2 separate regions of the Homo sapiens genome follow, and region 1 is linked to region 2. A link is a loop called in an ENCODE intact Hi-C map of the cell type or tissue named here. Cell type or tissue: mammary epithelial cell. All regions are shown on one strand. Each heading gives the region's core, and the rest is flanking DNA. Links, peaks and the distances in the headings are about the cores only.

Region 1 (2,910 bases), core at 240-2,739, 360 kb before region 2:
TGCAAAACCCTGCAATGCCTAAAAATCCCCTCAACTGTTAAAGGAAATGGGCTTAATCCTTTCCTCACCTGGTGCTCTCGTCTCTTTTGATAAGACTAAGCCTAGATACTTTACTGAAGTCTGACAGAACTGAGTTTTAGATTTTGAGACCCTGTATCCCCTTTTTAGCTAAGAAATTGAGGAGAGCCTCAGTGCCTTCCTGAGACTTCCTCAGTTGGGACACAGAGGAGAGTGTCATTTACATACTGTAAAGTTTCAACTTGAGGGTGAGAAAAAATTAGAAAGATCTTGGACAGGGCCTGTTTCAGCAACTTCCTTTCAATATCAGGAGCTGCCTGAGTAATAAACCTGCTCTTCATTGAAATAAAAAGATTGAGGCCAGGCGCGGTGGCTCATGTCTGAAATCCCAACACTTTGGGAGGCTGAGGCAGATGGATCACTTGAGGTCAGGAGTTCGAGACCATCCTGGCCAGCATGGTGAAACCCCACCTCTGCTAAAAATACAAAAATTAGCCAGGCATGGTGTCAAGTGCCTGTAATCTCAGCTACTTAGAAGGCTGAGGCAGGATAATCACTTGAACTCAGGAGGCAGAAGTTGCAGTGAGCCAAGATCACACCATTGCACTCCAGCCTGGGTGACAGAGGAAGACTCCATCTCAAAAGAAAAAAAAATGGTTGAGGGATTTTCATCTAGTTTTTGATCTATCATGGAAAGCTTGGAATAGTTAATAGGTATGGCTTTAGCCCTTTCAAGCCCTCCAATATACACATTTGAAAGGGTTTCCTTCTCCATTTTCAGATGCTATCATCATAGTCCTATTTAGGATCCTCCAAGGGCACTGCTACTTTCCTCATTGGATTCTCTTTCCCTGGTACATTCTTCCAGGACAGTTTAAATACTTGGGTTAAATCCTGGAAGGCTTCTGTGAGTGAAGTTGAGGCTTGCCCAGAGCAAACTTCAGGGCCTGAGGGTTAAAGGAGATCCAGGTTACACTTGAGGGGAGCGAAGGCTTGAAGATGGGATGTTACCCATCTAGAAAAAAGGGAAGAGGCGACCCAGCGTGGAAGGGAAGGCCAAAAGGGCATCCCCCTTCACCCATTTTCTCCCATCATCTGGGTCCCAGTGACCATCATAGCCACTGCCCCATGGATGCAAGCATGACCTTCATCCATGGATATAGAGGAGCTAGTCAGCAGGATTAGTCATGGTGACCTGCACTAGGCCCCAACCCTTTGCCCTGCTGGTTTCCTAGAACCACTTGGCCCATAAGGCTCCCAGGGTACCCTAGGTGTCCAGGAGAGGTTGTATTTGGGTGAGACCCTTTAAAGGAGGAAGTGTTTCAATACTATCTCTGGCTTCCCTTGCTATGCCCCTAGCAAAACATTGAAATCCCAGAGAGTGGGACCAATTGACTTACAAACATAAAATCCCCTTTTTGTTTAAATGCCAATGGAGGTGGAATGTAGAACAGATGTCTCAAAAGAACATATGAATTGAATAGCTGTCCTCTCAACTGTTAAAGGTGGAGCTTTGCTGTTTACAGATGGGGCATGGAGCCTGGTCCCTAATAGACATAGGAGGCAGATGAATTGGGGAACTAGAGGTTTTGGATGAAGGGCCGATAGGGCCCCCATGGAGAAAAAAAAAAAATCCCATCCCAATAGGTGGCACTGTAGGATATGAAATATTAGGTAAGGCCTCTGACTCCAAATTTTTCCCAGGCAGAAATTAGAAAAAGAGGTTTGAGGCTTAATAGGCTGTCCCCACAGTATGCCTTCCAGCAGAAGAAAATTAACGTGTCTCATAAAGGAACTGTTTAAATATGTTGGGCAGTGCTGAGCTTTTACATGGAGGGAAGAAACAACCCAAATGGAGAGGGAAGATACTCACTTGGTGTATTAATCTGTTCTCAAGCTGCTAATAAAGACATACCTGAGAATTTATAAAGGAAAGAGGCTTAATGGACTCACAGTTCCACATAGCTGGGGAGGCCTCATAATCATGGTGGAAAGGAGAGCAGGTACAGGGGAACTCCCCTTTCTAAAACCATCAGATCTTGTGAGACTTATTCACTATCATAAGAACATCATAGGGAAAAACCCGCCCTCATGGTTCAATTAACTCCCACTGGGTCCCTCCCATAACATGTGGGAAGTATGGGAGCTACAATTCAAAATGAGATTTGGCTGGGGACACAGCCAAATCATATCATTCTGTCCCTGACCCCTCCCAAATACAATGCTCTCACATTTCAAAACCAATCACGCTTTCCCAACGATCCCCCAGAGTCTTTACAAAATCATTGCAGCATTAACTTGAAAGTCCACAGTCCAAAATCTCATCTGAGATAAGGCAAGTCCCTTCCACCTATAAACCTGTAAAATCAAAAGCAAGTTAGTTACTTCCTAAATACAATAGGGGTACAGGCATTGGGTAAATACATCCATTCCAAATGGGAGAAATTTGGAGAAATTGGTCAAAATGAAGGGGCTACAGGCCCCATGCAAGTCCGAAATCCAGCAAGGCAGTCAAATCTTCAAGCTCCAAAATGATCACCTTTGGCTCCATGTTTCACATCCAGGGTGTACTGATGCAAGAGGTGGGCTCCCAGTGCCTTGGGCAGCTCCACCCGTGCGGCTTTGCAGGGTACAGCTTCCCTCCTGGCTGCTTTCACAGGCTGTGATAAACATGTAAGTGCATTTCTGTATTTGTTTTTTGACATCAGTGTATTGTTTAACACACACACACCAAGGATTGATTGAATTTGCATCAGCTCTATGGATCAATTTGGAAAGGATTAACATTATTACTACAGTGAGTCTTTCAAGACATGAACATAATATATGCCTTCTTTACGTAGGTCTTAAGTTCTCTCAATATTTTTTTACAGATTTCAGTGTAGACGTCTT
Region 2 (2,910 bases), core at 146-2,645:
CCCTACCCTAGTTTAATGCCAGTTTAAATATACAGAGTAGTTATCAAGGTAATGTCATATATAGCTGTGTGTAGATGTACATGTGTGTACATACGTGACGAATCTTCCCTAGGATACTGGACTAGGGAGTGTTTTATGAGCCAGGAAAGCATTTTGTGAGCCAGGTGAACAGGTTGGTTCTTTATAATGATTACCACTTCCCCATCAGCCTCTCCCTTCTGCCTGCATTGGTCACTGAAGTTGCTGCCAGGAAAGCCCTGAAGAAGAGGGAACTTTTTTGTTTTTTGAAACCAGTTTCTGCTGGAGTGCTCTGAAGAGTGTTATCACCTGACCCTCTGTAGTATCAGCTGGAAACTGATCTCAGGGTCATTCTGATTTCAAAGCTAACAGACCAGCTTCATTGATTTTAGTGCCTGCCATGTACTAGCTGCCTCCAAGTCAGAGGCGCATTTTTGTCTTTTTTTCTTTTTTTTTGAGACAGAGTCTGTTGCCCAGGCTGGAGTGCAGGGGCGCGATCTCAGCTCACTGCAACCTCTGCCTCATAGGTTCAAGCAATTCTGTCTCAGCCTCCCGAGTAGCTGGGACTACAGGCGTGCACCACCATGCCTGGCTAATTTTTTTTTGTATTTTTGGTAGAGACAGGGTTTCACCACGTTGGCCAGGCTGGTCTCGAACTCCTGACCTCATGATCCACTCGCCTCGGCCTCTCAATGTGCTGGGATTACAGGCGTGAGCCACCATGCCCAGCTCCATTTAGTCTTAACCTTTTGAGGCATTCCCCTCTTCCAGAAATGACGCTGAGGTCTTCCACGGAGCAGTAAGGGGTGGAGCAGAGATGCAAACCCAGCTCGGTGGGAGTTCTTCCTTTATTCAGTGTACTTCAGTCCTGGGGGAGGCAGGGGCGGGGGCATGGCAGCCAATACCCATCCAGCTGCTCAGCTCTCGAGTCTCTTACCTGTTACTCACATTCCTGTTGCTGATGGGTTAGAGAGGAGTTTGGGGCTGGTGAAAGTGCAGTGGTTTCTATTTACACGTTCATTACCCAAATGGGGTCATTGCAGAGACAGTCGGGGTTAGCTGAGAACTGGGGAGGCCTGAGAGATGACGTGGAAATGAATGAGAGGCAGGGCTGCCAGGCGGCCTCACCCTAGGCAGGCTCCACTCTGCTCCCTGGTGGCTCACCCACCTCCCGGGAACTGAGAGAAGCTCCTGGTTTCTGCCTTGGTGACTCAGCCTTGACCTCTGGGGAATGTGGCCCTGCCCACCTTGCGGCCAGCCTCAGGTGCTGGTGCTGACAGGTGCGAAGGTCCTCCTACCTGCCTGTCTGCTTTCAGTTGCAAATCAGAGCTCAGCAGCTGAGGTTTGAGCCAGGACATCAGATGCCCTGATCTCTGGTTTCTGTTGCTGTGACAACTGACAAAGCTCTTTAGGAGGTACAGATGAGGATGTAATGAGTCCCTAAGTTTTGGAGAGGCCCAAGGGTCCACTATCATAGGAGCAGGTGAAAAAGTATTTAAAAAAGGAACATGCTGTCTTGCGGTACTTTGAAGTCATGGACATAGACAGAATGGATACAGGGAACTGGAAGGGACCTTATGACTCCTGATTATTTCACAGCTGAAACATGGCCACAGGGTCACACGCTGTTAGGGGCAGAGCCAAATGCTGTGGTTATGTACAATGGACTCTTTTCTGGGGCAAAGGGTAAAGCGGTCCTTATAAGACAAGGAAATGGGTGTCAGCTGGTATCTTTCCTGTTACCGCCTATGAAATAAGGGGAAGTCGTGTCTGTTCTGCCCTCTGTGGTTGCATACTTTTGACAGGCAGTAGCAACCATGGACTTGGTTAGTGCATTTCCACTGTGGAGCAGCCCAGATACCCAGAGAATGTGACAGGAGACATGAGTTCCCCCGCCCCCGGCCCCCAGAATCCTTGAAATGGATGGGACATGACTTTTTTTTTTTTTTTTTTGAGACAGAGTCTCACTCTGTCGCCCAGGCTGGAGTGCAGTGGCGCAATCTTGGCTCACTGCAACCTCCACCTCCCGGGTTCAAGCAATTTCTCCTGCTTCAGCCTCCTGAGTAGCTGGGACTACAAGCGCGTGCCACGACACCTGACTAATTTTTTGTATTTTTAGTAGAGATGGAGTTTCACCGTATTAGCCAGGATGGTCTCAATCTCCTGACTTTGTGATCTGCCCGCCTCGGCATCCCAAAGTGCTGGGATTACAGGTGTGAGCCACCGCGCCTGGCTGGGGGCATGACATTCTTGAGGAATCTGTCAGAGATCTGTGGCCAAGATACAAGATAACCCAGATCTGATTGATTTTTTTTTTTTTTTTTTGAGACGGAACCTTGCTCTGTTGCCCAGGCTGGAGTACAGTGACGGCTCACTGCAACCTCAGCCTCCCGGGTTCAAGTGATTCTCGTGCCTCAGCCTCCAGAGTAGCTGGGATTACAGGCGTGCACCACCACACCTGGCTAATTTTTGTGTTTTTTAGTAGAGACAAGGTTTCACCATGTTGGCCAGGCTGGTCTGGAACTGCTGACCTCAAGTGATCCACCCACCTCAGCTTTGCAAGTGCTGGGATTAAGGCATAAACCACTGTGCCCAGCTTGGTTGAACTTAAAATTTTGAAGTCCCTGCCTCTTTCCGATTAGAGCAGTGCCCTCCATCAATAAAACATTTATAGTGTGTACTATATATACAGTTATTTTAAACTATGTATAGTTATTTTAAAATTATCTGCATGTATTATAAATAGAAACTTGGAAGGCATAAAAAAGATGAAATACTTTTTCCAAATTTTATTTAATAACAGTACAAAGCCTTTTGGGTCCAGTCAAATATTGCTAGTTTTAGTGCAGGCAAAGTGATTGCTTTCATTCTCTCCTTCCTCTCTCCTAATGG

What was found. Hi-C counts contacts between places; a loop is a spot of excess contacts. Peaks named below come from ENCODE experiments on the same cell type or tissue, not always from the same donor. Only the 100,000 strongest peaks of a DNase experiment are listed, where the experiment ranks them.
Region 1: it touches region 2 in a loop (4-fold over the local background); 18 of 110 quality-filtered maps call a loop at or near these places.

What each region holds. Positions count from the first base shown.
Region 1 is chr11:129,783,926-129,786,835 of GRCh38, forward strand. All of the region lies in intron 1 of LOC124902793 (a long non-coding RNA gene), which reads right to left. Among named protein-coding and RNA genes, the nearest start is that of TMEM45B, 30 kb to the right of the region's middle. In mammary epithelial cell, for the core only: a CTCF peak has its summit at 1,657 (motif pointing right); no DNase peak of the experiment used is centred there.
Region 2 is chr11:130,145,303-130,148,212 of GRCh38, forward strand. No RefSeq gene overlaps it. Among named protein-coding and RNA genes, the nearest start is that of ST14, 13 kb to the right of the region's middle. RefSeq lists a silencer at 192-486 and enhancers at 557-1,756, 1,544-1,593. In mammary epithelial cell, for the core only: a CTCF peak has its summit at 1,185 (motif pointing left); a DNase peak (open chromatin) is centred at 1,149; H3K27ac peaks cover 1,458 bases.